Linked DNA regions of Homo sapiens: region 2 is linked to region 1. A link is a loop called in an ENCODE intact Hi-C map of the cell type or tissue named here. Cell type or tissue: MCF 10A. All regions are shown on one strand. Each heading gives the region's core, and the rest is flanking DNA. Links, peaks and the distances in the headings are about the cores only.

What was found. Hi-C counts contacts between places; a loop is a spot of excess contacts. Peaks named below come from ENCODE experiments on the same cell type or tissue, not always from the same donor. Only the 100,000 strongest peaks of a DNase experiment are listed, where the experiment ranks them.
Region 2: a loop joins it to region 1, with 6 times the contacts of the local background. A loop is called at or near these places in 3 of 110 quality-filtered maps.

What each region holds. Positions count from the first base shown.
Region 1 is chr5:169,651,922-169,661,985 of GRCh38, reverse strand. It overlaps DOCK2 (dedicator of cytokinesis 2), which reads right to left. Exons shown (of 52, transcript NM_004946.3): 2 at 7,500-7,583. Among named protein-coding and RNA genes, the nearest start is that of DOCK2, 20 kb to the right of the region's middle. RefSeq lists enhancers at 5,130-5,179, 5,210-5,259, 5,560-5,609. In MCF 10A, for the core only: no CTCF peak of the experiment used is centred there; DNase peaks (open chromatin) are centred at 5,235 and 5,715.
Region 2 is chr5:169,595,686-169,605,749 of GRCh38, reverse strand. It overlaps SPDL1 (spindle apparatus coiled-coil protein 1), which reads right to left. Exons shown (of 12, transcript NM_017785.5): 8 at 9,049-9,189; 9 at 7,171-7,274; 10 at 6,591-6,778; 11 at 4,125-4,470; 12 at 972-1,690. The coding sequence ends at 1,543. Among named protein-coding and RNA genes, the nearest start is that of SPDL1, 17 kb to the right of the region's middle. In MCF 10A, for the core only: no CTCF peak of the experiment used is centred there; no DNase peak of the experiment used is centred there.

The DNA.
Region 1 (10,064 bases), core at 1,132-9,131:
CTCTTCAAGGCATATATCCAAAGAAAATGAAATAACTGTCTTGCAAATATGTCTATACTCTCATATTCGTTACAGCATTATTCACAATAGCCAAGATACGGAAACAACCCAAGTGCTCTCACCAGTGGATGAGTAGATAAAGAAACTGTAATATACATATACAATGGAATATTATTCACCCTTTAAAAAGGAGGAGATCTTGCCATTTGTCACAGCATGGATGAACCTGGAAGACATTATGCTAAGTGAAATATGACAGACACAGAAAGTATTGCATTATTTCACTTATATATGGAACAAAAAAAAGAGTCAAATATACAGACATAGAGAATGAAACAGGGGTTACCAGGGAGGGTAGGGGATGGGAGGAATGAAATGGGGAAACGTAGGTTAGAGGTTACAGGGTAACAGATATGTAGGAAGAACAAGTCTAGAGATCTAATGTACAACAAGGGATCTATAGTCAATAAAATTGTACTGTATTTGAGCTTTCTGCTAAATGATTAGATTTTAGCTGCTGATGCCACCAAAACAAAAACAAAAAAGAAGGGTAACTATGTGAGATGATGGATATGGTCATTTGTTTCACTATCGTAACTATCTTACTACCTTACTACCTATTATGTATCTCATAACATCATGTTGTATACCTTAAACATATACAATTAAAAAAATTTTTAAAGAGTATGAGCTCTGCAATGAAAGTCTGAATTTGTTGGAGATCTGCTACTTAACTGTGCAATCATGGACCTGTTAATACTTTCTTCTGAGCCTCAGTCCCCTCATCTATAAAATGAGAATAATAGTGCCTCACATCTCATGGGAATAATAATAGTGTCTTATCAGGCTTAAATTGGATTAAAAACTCAGAGAGTTTGTCCAGTGTCCAAAAGAGTTAGTAGATACCATTCTTCTAAAAAAATCAATTAAAATAATAATAATGCAGAGAAAGTTGGGCATATTTTCTATTTTATTTTCAGGACCTATGGATTTATAATATCATTTTTTTTTTGCACTAAAGTCATTTCAACATATTTCCATCACAACAAAGCAAATAGACATGCCGCAAATGAAACATAATGGAAGTTTACTGACGTCTGAGCCTCATCCTCACTCAGAAGGGAGGAAAACTTCACATACACACTGCTGATAATGGAGCAGCCTTACTGAAGAAAATGGAGTCCTTTTCAAAGTGACCTGTCACTACAGCAGACCTGAACAAAAGACTATCACCTTGCAAGGTGGTGCTTTAAAAAGATTCCATGTTAAGTGCTTATAATGTCCTCACTTATATTAAAAGCAAAGAATTTGGATAGGTCAAGATCACCCTCAAAGGAGTTATTAGCATGGAAGCCACTGCCTATGGCTCTTGGTGTGCCCTCCTCAGTGAGGGGTACATTCAAAATCTCCTTGTGCCAAGCTTTTGCAGCCAAACCAACAATGTGGTAATAGATATGTGTTCACTTAGAAAGCACTCCAATATTTTCAAATGAGAACAGAAGGTCTCAGAATAGTACATAGAGTATGTAGTTGCATTTCTAGAAAACAGCAACAACAAAAGCAATGCGCTATTTTTTCAAAGCAGAGGATGCTCTATCCATCTCCTCCCTCATTCCTCTGATTTTATTTGTTTGTTTATTTATTTATTTTTAGAGAGAAGATCTCACTCTGCCTCTGAGTCTGGAGTGCAGTGGCATGATCATGCCTCACTGCAGCCTCGAACTCCTGGGCTCAAGCAATTCTCTCACGTCAGCCTTTGGAGGTAGGAAGTTGTTGCCTTAGGAGGGCATGATACAGTTCCTCCACCCCAAAACTACATCCAAACACAGTATGAGTGCATTCCAGGAGCTTCACACAAAGATGTCAGGGGCATCTGGCATCTCATTCCCCAGCTACCTGGCTATTTCTACAATGGACAAGCTGATCATAGAGGGCTTATTTCAGTAGAGAAGACAAAGAACTGGAAAGAAAGCACCCCAAACTCCCTCCTTCCCCAGGTCTTGTTCAAACTGGGGAAACAGAAGAAGTAGGTGAGCTGCACAATATATGAGATTGAAGTCTTCTGATGTCATCAAATATCAGGAAAGATGTCAATCAAATATGACTGGAGGAAGTGACTGGGGGGAAATAAAATAACACTGCTTTTTTTTGTGTTTGTCCCTTCTATGATGAATTCCTACTGCTCAATACACTTACCTGTGTTTTCCACATCTAAAACACAGAATGTTTATGCCGCCTCTGGATAAAAGAGGCAGCATGAGAGATATAATATGGGCAATGAAGTCAGCATTTGATGTCTAAGGCTTAGCATGGCCTAGCATGAGTACCATCTTGAACTATGTGAGTTTTTATCATAACAATATATTATCCTTATAATAAAAAGTGAAATTCACCCTTGTTTAAGCTTCCAGTTTAGGGTCCTGTTTTCCCTCTTCATTCAGCTGAGTAAATTTAGTACATAGGCAAGGAAGGGCTAGTCTCACCCATTCCAGGAAAAGATTCAGCTTCTGGGCCATGTTGTAAAAATATACATCTGCCAGTTTCAGTACAGCACTACATAATAGGGGAGAGGATGGAATTAACAAACACAGAGAACCTTCTATGAGCCAGGCTGGTGGTAGACAGCTTCTTTACTTTTTCTCATTTTATCCCCATAAGAAGCTCAGGAGCAAGGTGAAAACAACCCACTTAACAGATGAGAAACCTAAAGCTTACATACCCAAGATGACTCCACTAGTGGGTAGCAGAAGCAGGGAATAACTTTCTAATTCAAAAGCCAGTGCTCTTTTCACTTCTTTATTGGGGGTGGTGGGGAAGATTTTAAAACTATTGAAAGCCCGGCAAGGTGGCATGCATCTGTAATCCCAGGTACTTGGAAGGCTGAGGCAGGAGGACTGCTTGGGCCCTGGAGTTGGAGACCAGACTGGGCAACAAAGAGAAACCCCCATCTCAATAATAATAATAATAATAATAATAATAATAATAATAATAATAATAATAATAATGCAGTCTTGTAGATTGGAAGCAAATATCCTCAGGTGTTGGCAATGATTAATTATAGGTGGTTGGAATGTAAGTGATTGTTATTTTATTCTTCATACTTTTTTTGCCTTATTTTTCAGAGATGGAGTCTTGTTAGTCTTAAACTCCTGGGCTCAAGGGATCCTCCTGCCTCAGCCTCCCAGGTAGCTAGGACTATAGGTACACACCATCATGCCCAACTTAAAGACTGTATTTTTTTTTGTTTGTTTAAAACTAATATATGCTATTATAAAGAATTTAAACTAAACAGAAAAGTACAAACATATAAGCTTAAAGAATTATCCTGAATCCCATTACACAGAAAAACACTATTAATATCATTCCAGTCAACTCTTCGTTTATATTTATATACATAGAATGACAGAGAGATAAAAAGATAAAATATGGTTTTTAAAATACTCTCATAAAAATGAGCATATGGTGAAGATACTATATAAATACATTTTTTTTTTTTTTTTTTTTTTGAGACGGAGGCTTGCTCTGTCTCCCAGGCTGGAGTGCAGTGGTGCGATCTTGGCTTACTGCAAGCTCCGCCTCCCAGGTTCACGCAATTCTCCTGCCTCAGCCTCCTGAGTAGCTGGGACTACAGGCACCTGCCACCACGCCCGGCTAATTTTTTGTATTTTTAGTAGAGATGGGGTTTCACCATGTTAGCCAGGAGGGTCTCGATCTCCTGACCTCATGATCCACCCGCCTCTGCCTCCCAAAGTGCTGGGATATAAATAAAAATTTTATTTAATCTTATTTGTATTTAGCAGAAGAAAAAGAAACCAAGTGAAATTGAGGGACATTTGAACTTTGATTCAATGTTTCTTTATCACTAAAAAGATTTCCTGAAAACTTCTCTAAAATGAAAATTGTTATGAAAAGCATTCAAAGATAGACGTGGTTATTTTTTTTAATTCCATGTTTTATTTCCAATTAATATTCATTGACTTTGTTGTGAAAGTGATGTCATTGAGTTAGCTATTATCTTCCATTCTCCTCCCAAGTCTCAACTTTATTAGATTTTTTAAAATATTGTCTAGGTTCCCAACAATAACATTCTTTATGGTAGCCATAAAAATCATGATGTCAGGGGCATCTGGCATTTCATTCCTCAACTACATGACTATTTGTACAGTGGACTGGCCAATCATTAGGCTTATTTCAGTAGAGAAGACAAAGAATAGGAAAGAAAACATCCCAAACTCACTCCTTCCCCAGGTCTTGTTTGAATGGGTGAAAGGGAAGAAGTGGGTGAGCAGCACATGGATATAAGATTAAATAAAGTCTTCTGATGCCACCAAATCTCAGGAAAGATGTCAACCAAATATGACTGAAGGAAGTGGTTGGAGGAAAAAAATCACACTGCTTTTTTATGTTTGTCCCTTCTACAAGAAATTCCTACTGTTTTTAATATCAATTTTTATAAATCGATTCATTTGGACCCAATATTAGCCACTATTTCCTTTTATCACAGATTTTTAATCCAATATTCTTGTATTGTGATTCACCTCTCAGTTGGCTGGATTTTGGTTTTGAAGTAGTTTTCTGTAAGAAGGTTTCACGGGTACACCCATATTCTTTCTACTACACAGTTTTGACTAATTTTTGACTAACATTGTGGTTTTCACACCTTTTATATTTTTAGAGGAATCTTTTTTTTTCAATCAGAATCACAGACCATACACCCCATCTGAAGGCAGACAACACCAGACCTGCTCTCAGACCCCCTCCAGCTCCATTACCTTCTGCCACTCAAGGCACCCCAAGAAGACTTTGGATCCCCTATTTGAAAACTCTGCATGGCCATGAGTGTATGCATGAGAAGTCCTAATGATTTGCGTACCAGGAGATATGATATTTCCTCAGATAGCTAGAATCATTCTAGCAGACTTCCAAACACTGTCTTTTCAAATAATTAATAAATTATTAGCCATTTACCAATGAATATATCCAGCTTTTTCCAGCAAGTTATTGTGACTAATTTACAAAGATACATTAAAATAAGACTAATTGAATTAGAAATGGAAAACCAGAACCAAAGAAAGGATAAAGGTGTCCCAGAGATGAATAAAGGTGGCTTGAGTCCACCAGAGTAGCCTTCGTAAAGGTCAGGGCACCAGGCCAGGGAAAGGTACTGGCAAGGCTCTGACTATGGCAGCCTGTGTGGGAGGTTTATTCCCTCAAGCTTTCTATTCAGGGAAACTGCATACAACGAAGAGAAAAATACTCATCTGGATTTCACAATGTAGGACACAGAAAATAATGACCAAGGCCTTGTCATTGTTTTGGCAGGCATGGGTGGAGGAAAGAGTGTGGGCTTGGCTATCAGAAAAGAGCCACTGGGGCCAGGTGCGGTGGCTCACCCCTGTCATCCCAGCACTTTGGGAGGCCGAGGTGCACGAATCACCTAGGGCCAGGTGTTTGAGACCAGCCTGGCCAACATGGCGAAACCCCGTCTCTATTGAAAATACAGGCGTGGTGGCACATGCTGGTAATCCCAGCTACGAATGAGGCTGAGGCGCAAGAATCAGTTGAATCTGGGAGGCGGAGGCTGCAGTGAGCCGAGATCGCATCACTGCACTCCAGCTTGGGAGACAAAAGCAAGAGTCCGTCTTAAAAAAAAAAAAAAAAATCCACTAGCTCACTGTGCAACCTTAGATGAGTCATTTCACTGCCTCCATTTCCTCATCTGCAAATGTGAGGTCTCGTGCCTGTTTCTCAGGATTAGCATCCAGTAGCATGAAAGAGGCACTGAGGAGAGTTGCTGCTGTTTTTATTTTCATTCTTTGCCTTTGGTAGTCACCTACAGTTTGCTTATCTGCCACTGGGCAGAACTAGATTTGTAAAAGATAGGGTTATGCTGTGAGCAGGGGGCAGCGTGCGTGGAATCACAGACCCAATTCAATTCTCTAGGACAGCGTCTCCACCCCTCTCCTCCAGCCTTGTCCACTCCTTGCGTAAAAGGTTTCAACAGGGCCGGAGTGTGAACTTTGCAGGCCCTGGACACTGAAAAGTGTACGGTATCCCCTCATCTACAACCCCAAGTAAAAATAATACTAAAGCATAAAATAAATATAAGGAAGATGAACAAAGTTCTCATTTCCCCCATGACCCCTTTTAAAGTTGTCTTGACATATCAAATTTCAAATTATTTGCCCACAAAATGGTTTTCTGTATGTTTTTTGGTTGTATCTACATGCACAGGTATGCATATGTGTATATATGTACATATGTATGTTTGTGTGTGTCTTTGTGTGTGTCTGTGTGTGTGTATGTGTTTACACAAGCATCCTTGTACAAATCTGCAGACCCAGCTAGGGGCTCTGTTGCCTAAGAGGTTGCATGTAGCTAATCCAGCACTGGAAATGACACTGCCTGTCCTGTGGGTTGTGGTGAGGAGTGACTAGGATCATGTGTTATAAAGAACTTAGCACAGTGTCTATTTTGTGGAAAGGACCAAAGATGGCTACTCCTGCAGGTGACCGCCTTTCCCCATGAAAGGACTCCTTCACAGTGGCACACCTGCCTCCTCCCTGACCGTCACTCCCTCCCCAGGGCCTCCTCTAATGGATTCACTGGGGGCAGAACAGGCCTATGTGCTCAATACACTCTCTCTTCTTCCTCTACCACTCTGCCGAGACACAGGAAGCCCAGGCTCTGTGCCCTCCATGCAGCAGGAGGTATCAGCAGGCCCAGGTAGGAGGGAACTGTGGTAGGCCAGTTGGGCCAGTGAGGGGTGGGAGCCTGCCTGACTGCAGGTAACAGATCAGCAGCTCATTTGGTTCTCATGCCCAAGCCATGCTCCCAATATCAAGTTTATCAATGACATGTTGATTTCCAACTGCCTGACTTATGAGTCCAAGGCCATTCATCTTTGTGCAAATTTTAAAAAGCACTCCCTACAAGCACACCACCATGGGTGGACGCAGCCCAGTAGACACCTGGCTTCACAAGGCAATGGCATCTTTGTAGGAGAAAGAAAGAGATGCCACCACATTGCCCAAGACAGGGCTCCCAGCTTGGGGAGGGGAGTGAGCTCCTGCTCCCTGGGCTGGGTGCCTTCATGCAGTAAACAAACAACACAACTGTGCACATCGGCTCTCCTGGAATTAGAGGTGTGATTTATGGGACCCTTCCAAACCCTAATGATGCTTATTTCCCTTTATCGTGATATTAATACTAATAAAGAACTGTATCTAGGAAGAGTCACAGGCTGAATAGCCCCATGGCTGAAGCAAATGGAGAGCATAACAAACATCGAACCACCCAGTTAGGCTTTTGCTATGAAACATACATTCCTAAAATGAGAAAGCATTTCTGTTTAGTAAATTCTAATTACTAGCGTTACCAAAACGTTTTTAAATAGACCACACAGTTGCAGGTTCAGAGACAGCGCTGAGGGGCCTGGGTGTACTATAGGCTTCCATCAGCCAAGGGTCCAGCACTTGGGGCGTGGGCCAGTGACTCACCTCCACACGTCTCCTGTATTCGCACCACATCGCCGATCTGCAGGGAGAGCTGGGGGGCTCCGCTGCCTTGGAAGTTGTATATGGCTGTGAAACAGAAAGAAAGACAGCTAGGTGAGACCTCTAGATCTCATTAGTCTCTGCTCCTTCCTGCTTTCCCTGCCTCAAGTCCATCCCATGCCCACGCAGCCCACCTGGGCTAAACAAAACCAACACAGAAACCTATTGCCTGCCACAAGAGTTATTTCAGACTCAGCCTGGCTCCCAAGACCTTCTATTAACCAAAGTTGACCTTTCCTCAACACAGGCCCTGCATTGAGCCTGAGTGACAAGGAGGCTGCTATTTACTATGGACTGTCCTCTTACTGTACACCAGGCAGTTAAAATGTTACATCATTTGTTATGCATGTTTTGCTACAATTAAAAAGAAACAACTGCATACTAAGCACCTGAAGTGTGGTGAGGTGCTATACCAGGTAGGAGAGATGCACTGGTGAGCAGGATAGCAGGAGAGCCAGGCAGCTGTGGCCTCTGAGACCCTGAGCCCCTCCTTCAGCCAGGCCTGGGGTTGAGTCCCAGCTCAGGCACCCCAGGGATCTATGGCAAATTATTATGAGAAAGAAAGACAGTCCCAGTGTGTGAAGAGCCTGCCATGTTGTAATGCTCCATAACCAGTAACCAAATGGTAGAATTAGACAGCCAGGGCCTTGTATTCTAATGGGAGAAGCTGACAGGTCCACCTGCAATGACCTGATGGATGGTCTGGGCTCAGGAGGTACAGGTGCTTTGAGAGCACAGGAGATAACATGCTGGAGCCATGCATGGGGGCCACAGGAGGCTTCCTGCAGGCAGGGCCAGCTGAGCTGGGCCCATGCTCCTCCCCGACCAGCACAGCACCATTGGGACAATGGAGAGGGCTACGCAAGGGAAGGAACCTGTGTAGGAGATTTACCAGGAGGAAGGCCCCGGTGTGAGCTCCAGTCCTTCATGACGCCCTTGGCCCTGCTGCTGCCCACACAACAGGCAGTAGCTACGTCTCCAGACTCCTCCAAACCCGCTCTAGCTGGTGACAGCTACAAAACAGACTCACTTTCCCTCTGAATCCGTTTCCCCACTTTTAAAGTAGGCATTATTGTGCCACTCTTACCCACCCCACAATGTTGGGTGGGGAGCTAAGATAAGAAGATACCACTGTAAAAAGGTTATTATTCCTAAAGAGGAACTAAACGTAGGCAGGCCCCACTTTTCTGGAAGTGGCTTATCAGTGTGGATCCTAATAAGAACGAATGTGTAGCAATCACTTATATCCCAGACATGATTCTAAGTTCTCCATGTGCATTTACTCCTTTAATTCTCACAACACTCCTTGCAAGTGAGAAGTCTTATTATTTCCAAATTTCAGATACAGAAACTCAGACAGAGAGAGGTTACTTGCCTTGCCCAAGGTCATACAATGCTGGAACTGGGAGTACAGGCCCATGCTCTTTCCTACTCCTCTACTCTACAGGTACACCTCTTCATAATTACCTCCTTTTACCTTTGAGGATACGGACCGTAGGCTGATCCATTAAGTGACCAGGGTCTAAATAGCCAATGCTGCTCTGTGTCTAACCCCTATGCAGAAGCTGGGTGAAATGCCACTGGGTTCTGTGCAGATTCTTTTGCATCACAGAGACCACCGCCAGTCTCTAACTCTCATTCATCTCTGCCTCTTCCCACTTATCTCCTTCCCTTCCTTCCCTCTCTCTTCCCTCCTTCCTCCTTCCCCTGGTCCAATCACCCCAACACGTCTGCCTAAACCACATTAAAAGACCAGAGTGGTTCAGAAGGAACCCCAGCTCTGCCACTCACTACTGTGTGATCTTGGGCAAGTGACTTCACCTCTCTGCCTCACTTTCTTACAATGGGGATGTTAACAGTACCTATCTCGCAGGGTTTTTAGGATGCTTCAGTGGAACGGAGCACAGGCTGTCCCCTCTACTCCCAGGTGTGCCCCATATCCCTAACCTCCCTTTTGTGTGCATTCAGAGAGATGAAGTCTCCATCCTGAGAGATGATAAAGCTTAGGAGTTAAGAGCTAGTTGTCTCTGGAGTCAGACAGATGTGGCTTTTGAGGCCAGTTCTGTCTTTTCCTGGCTCTGGCCTCAAGCCTAGGGCTGCAGTGTACAACTGCCCAGGCTGTGCCCTGCACAAGGCCACCCAGCCAAGAGAGCAGTGAAGGCTGGCACCCAACCTGCGATCTGCTTGCCAAGGCTTGCACCCTGCCCTGGCACTGTGCCCACCAGAGGAAGGATATCTTTTTGTAATCCACACAAAGGCACTGTAGGAGCCAGGGGCAGCCTGCTTGAGCAAGTGGCTGAATCTCCCTAAGCCTCAGTTCCTCTGACTGTAGAATGCAAGAAATAATGGTCCCTACCTTACTGGGTTCCTGGGAGGCTCAGCTGAAATTAATGCCCATACACGACTTGACTTAATGTCCAGCTATAGTAAGTGCTCAGTAAATGTAGTCACTTTTCTTTTTATTAGCATTATATTATCTCCTGAACAAGGCTCACTCCTCCAGAGCTT
Region 2 (10,064 bases), core at 741-8,740, 56 kb after region 1:
TAAATCTTTATATACACACACATCCTATTGGTTCTATTTCTCTGGAAAACCCTAATTCTCCTACCTATAGAATATATGAAATTGTTGTAAAACTATAATCATTTAAATGAAAGAGTATTTGGAAAGTTTAGAATTAAATCTATCTATCTATCTATCTATCTATCTATCTATCTATCATCTATGTATGTATATATGCAGATGCTCCTTGACCTACAACGGGGTTACAATTCGATATACCCATAAGTTGAAAATATTAAGTCAAAAATGCATTTAATACACCTAACCTAATGAACATTATAGCTCAGCCTAGCCTGCCTTAAATGTGCTCAGAAAACTTACATTGGTTTACTACTGGGCAAAATCATCTAACACAAAGTCTATTTTGTCATAAAGTGTTGAATATCTTATGTGATTTATTGAGTACTGTACTGAAAGTGAGAAACAGAATGGTCATATGGGTACTTGAAGTACAGTTTCTACTGAATGCATACTGTCTTTGTACCACTGAAAAGTCGAAAAATCATTAAGTCAAACCATTGTTATGTCAGAGACCATCTGTATATGTACATATAATTAACCATAAAATTATATATAAAATTATACATAAGGGAATTAAGAATTCCTGAGGTTTCTTTTTTCCTCTTATTTATTTCCCCCACTTTTTTTTGAGACAGGGTCTTGCTGTGTTGCCCAGGCTGGAGTGCAGTAGTATGATCACAGCTCAACTACAGCCTCGACCTCCTTACTGGGCTCAGATGATCCTATCACCTCAGCCTCCAGAGTAGCTGGGACTACAGGTGTGCACCATCATGCCCAGCTAATTTTTTGTATTTTTTTGTAGATATGGGGTTTTGCCATGTAGCCCAGGCTGGTCTCGAATTCCTGGGCTCAAGCGATCCACCCGCCTCAGCCTCCCAAAGTGCTTTTTACTCCCTTTTGATAACATCCTGTTACCTATAGAGAGTAAGAAATTTAAGGATAAATCACTGCAGTTTTATTTAAAATTTTAGACAAAATTTAAATCATGTATATAAATACAAAGATGAACATTGGTTCTTTAAACACTGACAAAATCCTGAAACAATATAATGTATATATTTTAAGCCACATTTCCTATTTTTACAACATAGTTTACAACCTTCCCATTTTTACAACATAGTCTAAAACTAAGTTTATAAAAAAAAGTACATAGGAAAATATGATTGAAGCATTCTCAAATACATGGCTCTGAGGGTAGATTACTTGTTTTTTATCATTTAATCCATATACAATGCAGCAAATAGATACATTAATTATAACATTTTCCTTCAATTAATAGTTTATTCACTGTCATAGAAGCTCCATGAAGGGGCATCACTTAAGAAGCTCTCCAGGTTAGAGTCAAGCAAATTCTGAACACTTGGTCAAAGGCACATGAAAATGCCAGGTCCTGGCACAATGAGTAAATAACCCAGAAGGTGATATATGTCAGATCAAGACAATCTTAAGCACCATAGTAACTTTTGAGGCAAGTGGCACCGTACTCTTATTAAAGACAAGTCTTTACTGTTGAGGGCACTGGGTCTCTGGAGTAGATTTAGAAGACACATATAGAATAGGGTGTAATTTCTTACAAGTTTCTTTTTCCAATTTGCTTGAAGTTTCTTTTCCTTCTTTAACTTCTGTTTGAAGCTTTGATTCAGCAGCTAACCTACAGGCATTAAAGCATCCACTCTGAATTCAAATGTGGTTATGAAGGATTGAAGAAACAAACCCCCAGTATAATGGGCCTCCAATAAGGCATGGTATTCAAGGAAAAAAAATATAGTTGACTCTAATACTGTAAGAATATTAAGTCACTGGCTGTCTAAAAGTCTTTTTATATCAATAGGCTCAATTATTGTTATTATTACTTTTTGAGACAGAGTCTCACTCTGTCACCAGGCTGGAGCGCAGTGGCATGATCTCGGCTCACTGCAACCTCCGCCTCCCGGGTTCAAGCGATTCTCCTGCCTCAGCCACCGGAGTAGCTGGGACTATAGGTGCGCACCCCCACATGCAGCTAATTTTCGTATTTTTAGTAGAGACAGGGTTTCACCACGTTGGTCAGGATGGTCTTGATCTCTTGACCTCGTGATCCACCTGCCTCAGCCTCCCAAAGTGCCGGGATTACAGGTGTGAGGCACCACGCTGGGCCAATTATTTTTTAAGTCTAAAGAATATCTTTAAAAAGTCATGGCAAGCCCTAAATTAAAGAAAATATGACAGGGCACCTATCATGATAAGCACACCTAACACAAAAACTGAAATGTTACAGCAATATTTTAATGTTAACATGACATACAAAAGGCAAGACAAAAATAACATGGAATCTTGGGCTGCATGAATAGATGTCTATTTGTTTCATATTAAAAAATTGAGTTTCAACTAGTAGAATAAAGAAAAGATAAACAGTAGAGAGATTCTTAAAGGCCTGTAAAGATTCTCGGTAACAAGAACACCAATTAGTTTTGTAAAGCATGCAATAGTGAAGTTCCCAATAAAAGCCATATTTATTGTTCCAAAATTATCTTAGGATTGTGTATCTAAGTTAAACAGGCAGAAAACAAAGAGTCGGAAACATTTTAAGTTAGCAGATGGACTCACACACACACACACACACACAAATGTTTTGTGGTATTTTATTTTTTGTTTAACGAACAAGACAAAAAGTTTCCAACGTGCTACTTGAGTCAATTAGCCACATACATTTGCTTAAGTGATTTTTTATCAAGCAAAAAAAGGCAGAAAAAGGAATGAAGACAATACAGATAGCAAGGCTGGCACTTATCAATTCTGGAAATCCACCTCCAGAAATATACACTGGTCAAGGATGTTTATACAATGCATCACATATAAACAGGCATAATCTGCTGGATTCATTTCAGAACTCTTTGAAACCATGGGTATGTGGCAGATACTCATTTGAAGTTACTTTTTCCTTAAGAATGGTAAGCTTTTATTTTATGTGACTCAGAGGTTATAACATTCTATAAAAATCCAAGGAGGGAGTAATAAAATTACTATGCCTTATAATAATAGCAGCTAACATTGTTAAAGTGCTTTTACTGTTGAATATTACATTTAGTAGCACTGAAGACTTGGAGAGAAATCAGATAAAACATATAAGCCCTTTTAAACAGGGCTGTCTTACTCTCTCTACTCAAATGCACATTAGTAAAATGTCTTATTAATCTGTCTCCACTCTCTAAGACTAAGGTAGCCCTAGTAGCACCTTCAACATCTCATTTCATAGGAGATAATCTAGGCTAGTTATTGGCACATCTTTTTGAATGTCTAGATATTTGTTTTAAATGCCTCTAACAATCCCATTGCATGCAGACATCCTTCATCTTTCTTTTACTTTCTTCAATTTCCTCATTCACTTCTCCTGCTGCGCACATCCAGAACTCGAGCCTCAGCCACTGCTACTTACCTTTCCCTTCCATTCACTTTCTCTTACCTTCTGACCTCAATTATTTTTATTAAGACAAAGCCCTTGGGACATTAATTCCTTCAGACACACATATCTGACGCTATTTCTTTTAGTCACAAACTCAATTATGCAGAAACTAGAGGCTTTCAAGTTTTGGAAACAATGAAAATGAGTTAGCTTTGATATGTAAAAATGTCAAAATAAGTATTGAAGCCCATTTTTGAATGCCTAGGATAAGCAATTCAAAAGACATAAAAAATTCACCTAAGTTTCCTAGAAGGCTGAAATTTCTTAGACTACTGGAAAGCCCTTTGAGAAAGTAAGTTAATTTTTCTTTCATGGCCATGCTTGAACCAGGAGAAAAATAACAGTACATGTATTCAAACTGATAAAACATTCAGAGATGTGTTAAACTGTGATATTCCCTTTCATGAAACAGAAACGTGTAACTTTTTAATGTGATTGCCTTATTCAAGAGTCCTTTCCCTTTGCAATCAGTTTAGTCTTTCTTAAAGTTCTGGAAAAGTTGAAGGTAGGTAGATGAAACTGAGGAATTATACTGCATGCAATTGTAAGAAAGTAGATAAAGAAACAGACAGCACAGTTCATGCAGCGAGAGAGGAGAGATGGAGAGGTCTGCTGGCTGCCTGGAGGAAAAGAGGACACTGACCTGGGAGAGTTAGGGGTGTTTCCACTTCTTTCACTTAAGGCCTCAGCGTCAGCGGGAACTCCTATGAGTTTCACACATTTCTTTTCCTTCTTCAGCTGCATATCCACGGGCAGATTTTTGTGAGGAGAGAGACTGACTACTGGTGTGTATATAGAAACTGATTTTTCTAATTGCAAGTTGTTATCTTCTAAACTGTTAGGGCAGGACTGTGTCTCCTCTTTCTGAGGCGGTAATCGATAAACTTCTCCCCCGAGAGCACTGTTGTTGACACATGCATCTTTAGCGGTGGTTATATCCACAGGGAGCACCTCACGCCTCTTTTTCAGTACAGGCACTTCAACTGTCTCTGAGAATAAAAACGAGTGGGGAAAAGAAAAAATCTAAGAAAACAAAGACACAATCAACACAAGAAGCCAGAACTAGTTATATGTATACCTTTTTCCATTCTTTTAAAATGCAACCATCTCCTCACTGAAATGCATCCTTTGTTTCTACCTTTTATTCTTTATCATGGAATCTATATAAACTATATATTTTAAAGTTTATTTGGCTATATATTTTTCCTTGGGAATTCAATATTTTGACTTTAGGCATGAATGCTTCACTGTTCTCTCTTGGTGTTTTGAAAAAGGTGGTTCATAAGATCTCAGTGTGGAGATGAAGAGACAGCGGCAGAGTCCAGGTTCGAATCCTAATCCTCGTATGTGACAGCCATGTCTTTGGGGAATTATTTAACCTCTCTGAGCTTCATTTTATCTGTAAAATGGGGATTAAAAGCACCCACTTCACTTGGTATTGTGTATTAGAAGGATTAAATGACAAGAATAGGCCAAACTTTCTGAATATTGGTAATATATGCCTGTTAGCTCTACCTACAAAATATAAGCAGAATCAGACTACTTTTATGATGGATACTTCCCTAGTCCAATCCTATCATGTCTCATCAAAGACTACTGCAATGCCTTCTATCCTCATGGCCTAATATCATTCTATCTAAACAGGTCATAAACACAGCCACTGAATTAACTGCTCTAATATCTTTTCCCTATGCCCATTATCGATGTGTTTCATTTTCAAAATCAAAATGTTAGTGGAGTCTGAGGAACACTGGTAGCACAAGGGGTTGCTGTTTTTGCTCTACATTGTTGCTTTTAGACCATGATTTCCCCTTTTTCTGGCACTGCTCCTTTGAAACCCACATTATCAGGATTCACTACCCTGCCTCCTGTCTATTTGCTGTGTTCAGTTCAACAGATGTTTGAAATTCATAATGGATAATTCTTAATCAGGGGAGCCTATTAGAATCATGGAAGAAACAAAAAGAGTTAAGAGCAAGAGAAGCCTTTTAAAATTGTGTAAAAACCTTCCTATTTTTGGCAACCTCCCCACTATTGTTGAGAATCATAGCAGTTCACTGAGACAATACGAAGAGAGACTGAGGCATGTGCAGAGTGCGGGGACAAAAACTTGTTGAGAATCCTTAACCTAAAACATGTAACACTCTTTTAGGGAAGGGGTGTTGTAGAACCATCACATTCTTAGACTCCTTCACACTTGGCCTTTTGTTTTTGAATTTACATACAGTAAACTTCACTCTCTGTAGTATATAAGATGCAGAGACTGTATGGTTAGGCTACTTTCCAGCTCAGTCATTAGACTTGCTAGATATTCCCTAATATGTTTCATTGTTCTTTCCTTTCCCCCCCATTTTGGTGGAGAATGGGGTCTTGCTATATTGCCCAAGCAAATCTCAAATTCCTGGGCACAGCTATCCTCCTCCCTCTGCCTCCCCAAGAGCTGGGATTACAGGCACGAGCCACCACGCCTGGCTCACTGTTCTTCCTTAATAAAAGAATTCCCAATATTTAGTTAGGAACATGGCCCCTGAGAATCAAGACTGCATTTCTCAGCCCTTCCTGTCAGCAGGTGAGGCTGCATGACTAAATTCTGCTCCACAGGATGGCAGCAGACCAACAAACACAAGAAGCCTGAATCTTGATACCGTGGAGTGCTTTCCCAGTCCTGGAAGGCCTCCTCCAGACTTCCATCAGAGGCAGAGATAAAGACCCACCTTTTTAAAGTCTCCATTACTTTAGATTTTCTATAAACAGTCCTACCTCGTATAGCTTCCAAACATCAGCTGCTTCAACATAATTAAACTATTAGGTATGACATAAAATACTGTAATCTTAAAATGGGAAAGTCTCAAATCTCAAGTTTCTACTATACAGTATGATGAAATTAGATATCCAAAAAGGATACATGTTATATTCAGGCACACCCAGTATCCAGTTCTCCCTGAATTTTCCTACCTATTTTACACAATAAATTTGCTTTATTAACTATAGGTATATAACTACAAATGAGTTTGTAATAGAGTTGCATAAAACTACAGTAAGAAAATAATTTGATATAATTTCAGGTTACTCATAATTTAAAAGACAAAAATATATGAGACATATATACCTTCAGGTTCATATTTTAGTTTCAATTCATCTAGTTTAGCTCTCAGTTTCATATTTTCACTTTCTGAAAGCTGGAGGCATCTTTCATTTGCAAAAAGTTTTCGCTCAATATCTAGAGCCCGCTGGCTCTCAAATAATGCTTTCATTCGCTGTATGGACAATTCACCTTTAGTGCTTTCAATTTCTTTGCTATGATAATAAAAAAGGAGAACCAACGAGTATTAAGACAGCATATAATAAGTGTAGTGGTATAAATATTTCATCGCATATTTGAATTCTTAGTTAAAAATACATTTTTCTGGGGTTTTTAGTAACAAAGAAACAATAAACAATTTAAATAATCCTTAACAATAGTAGTGTTAAATTTAAAAAATACTCATGCATTCTTGAAAGGAAATGGACAAAGGAGGAAATAGTCTTTCAAATGTATTCACACATGAATATCTGCACAAAGATATTTTTGTTACCTTTCTTTTCGGAAAATTTCCTTTGGCAATTTCAAAAAAACTTTGTAGTCACTGACACTACCATAGTAAGCAAGTGACATGTTCATCTTTCCATCCACCAACCCAGACACTTACTTTAAGTTATCCAGCTTCATCTGAAGTAAATCTGTATAATAGGTGTTATCTTCCAGAGTACCAGAGTCGACTGAAGGCTTAGATTCCATACTGTCATATAAATTCTTAAAAAAGCAAAAGTTTGTATTACTTAAAATAAATAACAAATAAGGTTAGTGTATGTTTATTAATAATAGCACCATCACTTCCTGAATTTATATCCCTTGGCGTACTACGCTAAGAACTACCCATTTAATTTATCTGCCTTCTGAAGTAGGTAAATAATTAACATTCCTCTCTTACAGATAAGGAAACAGGCTCCGAATACAGATGAAAGTAAACCAAGAAGAGAGAACCTGAACCCAAATCTGACTACAAGGCCTAGGCTTCTAGCCTTACCTACATGCTCTGCCTTCTCTCTCCTGGCTTTGAAAATAGAAAAACAAATGCCTGCTGGATTAAATTCTGGCCTTTGTAACAAAACCATAAACTGGAAAAATATGAAAGGAAGATGAGAGCCTTACATTTATATCTGGTGTCCCCCTCTTCTGAGATTCTTCCCCCCACCCCAGGCAAGAATGTAGTGCAAGCTCTTCTGAGACTGATGGAAACTATACATTTCTCTAGTGGGATAGAAAAGGTAAATCTGCTTAAAAACTTGAAACAATTTCAGGTTATAAATAAAATTCCCCTGATTTAAGGCCATAATTTTCAGAGTATAGTTCTGAGCCCACTGATGGAAACATAAGGCTGCCAACTTAACCAAATTTGTAGTTCTTTCAACAGTTTTTATAAGACACAGAAATAAAGTTATGTAAACTTAATTAAGATTTTATGACATACTAATGGCTACAATTTAGAATGCCTAAGAGGTTATTAACATTTACAAAAATTTGTCATTTAGAACTTTAGTTCATTAGGAGGTTAATGAAGATATCAATGTTCCCTAAGTCAATTTATAAAATCTTAAATTGCATGCAATTTTAATAGAAAGCCAACAAGCTTTTTTTGGTGCTAGACAAGATGTTTGTAAATGAAAGCTAACATTCAAAAATAGACAGGAAAATACTGAAAAATAAAAAGTATAGTGAGGAAATAGTCCTACCAGATAAACATACTTAAAAGCCTTTATAATTAATAAAACAGTGTGGTACAGACACACAGAGAAGCAGACCAATGGCGTAGACAGAAAATTTAGAAACAGACTCAAGTATATATGGAAACTTGATGTATGATAAAGGTGTCAACTCAAATCACTGGGATCAAGATTGATTTTTTAACAAATGACTCTGGGACAACTGCCTACTTATTTAGAAAACATGGGTGAATTCTTACACACACACACACACACACACACACACACACACAAATGCTTACACAAATACCATTCTCAACTAAAATAAACCAATGTTCCTTGAAGAAATGCTAATCCCAGAAGTGGGCCAGGTGAGCTAGGAAACCCTTGTTGTGCCATAGAGTAAGGAAATATTCAAGTAAGAGCACTTCGACTATCAAATCTGGGACAATTTGAGTATCAGAGTAAATAAAGCAAGCAATGGATTATAACTCATAGGATAAAATAAGAATCCATGAGGCTATACTGATATAAATGAATGAGTAAGTGAGGAAAAAGATTTTTCTTTTCTGTCCCTTTACTAAAATTCCAACTAATAAATATAGAAGAAGTGATGGAATTACCCATTTAGCAATCATCACAGAATTATGTTTCAGGCAAGAATCACCAATGGATGTTTAAGTATAAGGAGAAACAGCCATTTACTTAGTCTCAAAGTATCTCCCACAAGATATTTATTAATAATTTAAACTTAAAAAACAAACCAAATTTTAAGATATTCAAATCAAAATTTGGATGTGTGTTTTTTTAACTGTTATACATACCTTAAATTTCTCCAGATTTCTAATTTCACCTAAAAGATGTTTTATTTCACCATTCTTCTGCTCCAACATGGCAAGCAACCGTTCCTGCTGCTCAAATTCAGTTTGAGACCCTTTCATCTGTAGCAACGTGGCAATTTGTAACTAGAAAAATAAAATTACCCCCTCTAATAAAATTAAGTGAGAGAAAGATTCTGATAACTACTTTTTTGATACAATTCATAATTTGTACTATATTACTTTGAACTCATTTTGGAAACTAAATTAGCTATTTCTAATCTAATAATAAATTTTTTTGTAGACATAACATTTGAATACTTATTTTGACTACTTATGAATGATAACTGAAGTCTGTAATGTAATTATTTGTACTTTTGTGAAACATAAAACTGACTTGCATGGCTGTGGTCTGAAAGCACACCACTGAACTGGTAAGTAAGCCTGGCCAAACGCTGCAGACTGCTTATCATAAGCACTCGCTCTTATTAAGGTTCTGATGGGTTTCTCAAAATTTTTAATTAACTTTAATTAAGTGAGGAAAACTAAGCTACTGACAGCCACAAATGTTAGATTCACAAATGACGTTAAAAGCAAAGATAAAAGGCTATCTTAGTATACTGGGGTAATCTTCAATATACCATGTTTTAATTTTTTTAGAGCAGCACTCAACTTACCTCATTATACCTCCCCCACCCCAAATCTGGAGTTGTGAAGCTACCAGAGGGAAATTAAGTAGACTCTAAATCTAGCATTTCTTTCTGCCTTTGGAAATTTCTGGAGTTGAAAAGAGTGCCTATTAGTTTAAATATAGTTTTGAGTAAAACAATCAATGATATGAGGTTGCAGATGACTTTTAACATTTTAAAGGATATCCTTTTTGTTCCTGTTTCAGATTGGAGGCTAGGCCCACTTAGCCTAAGACTCAGAATGCTTCTAGTCTCTAAAGATAGTTTGGGACATATGCAACATTGGTAGATTAAAAGTAACCCCAACAAATACTGTAAGAAAACTAAAGTAAA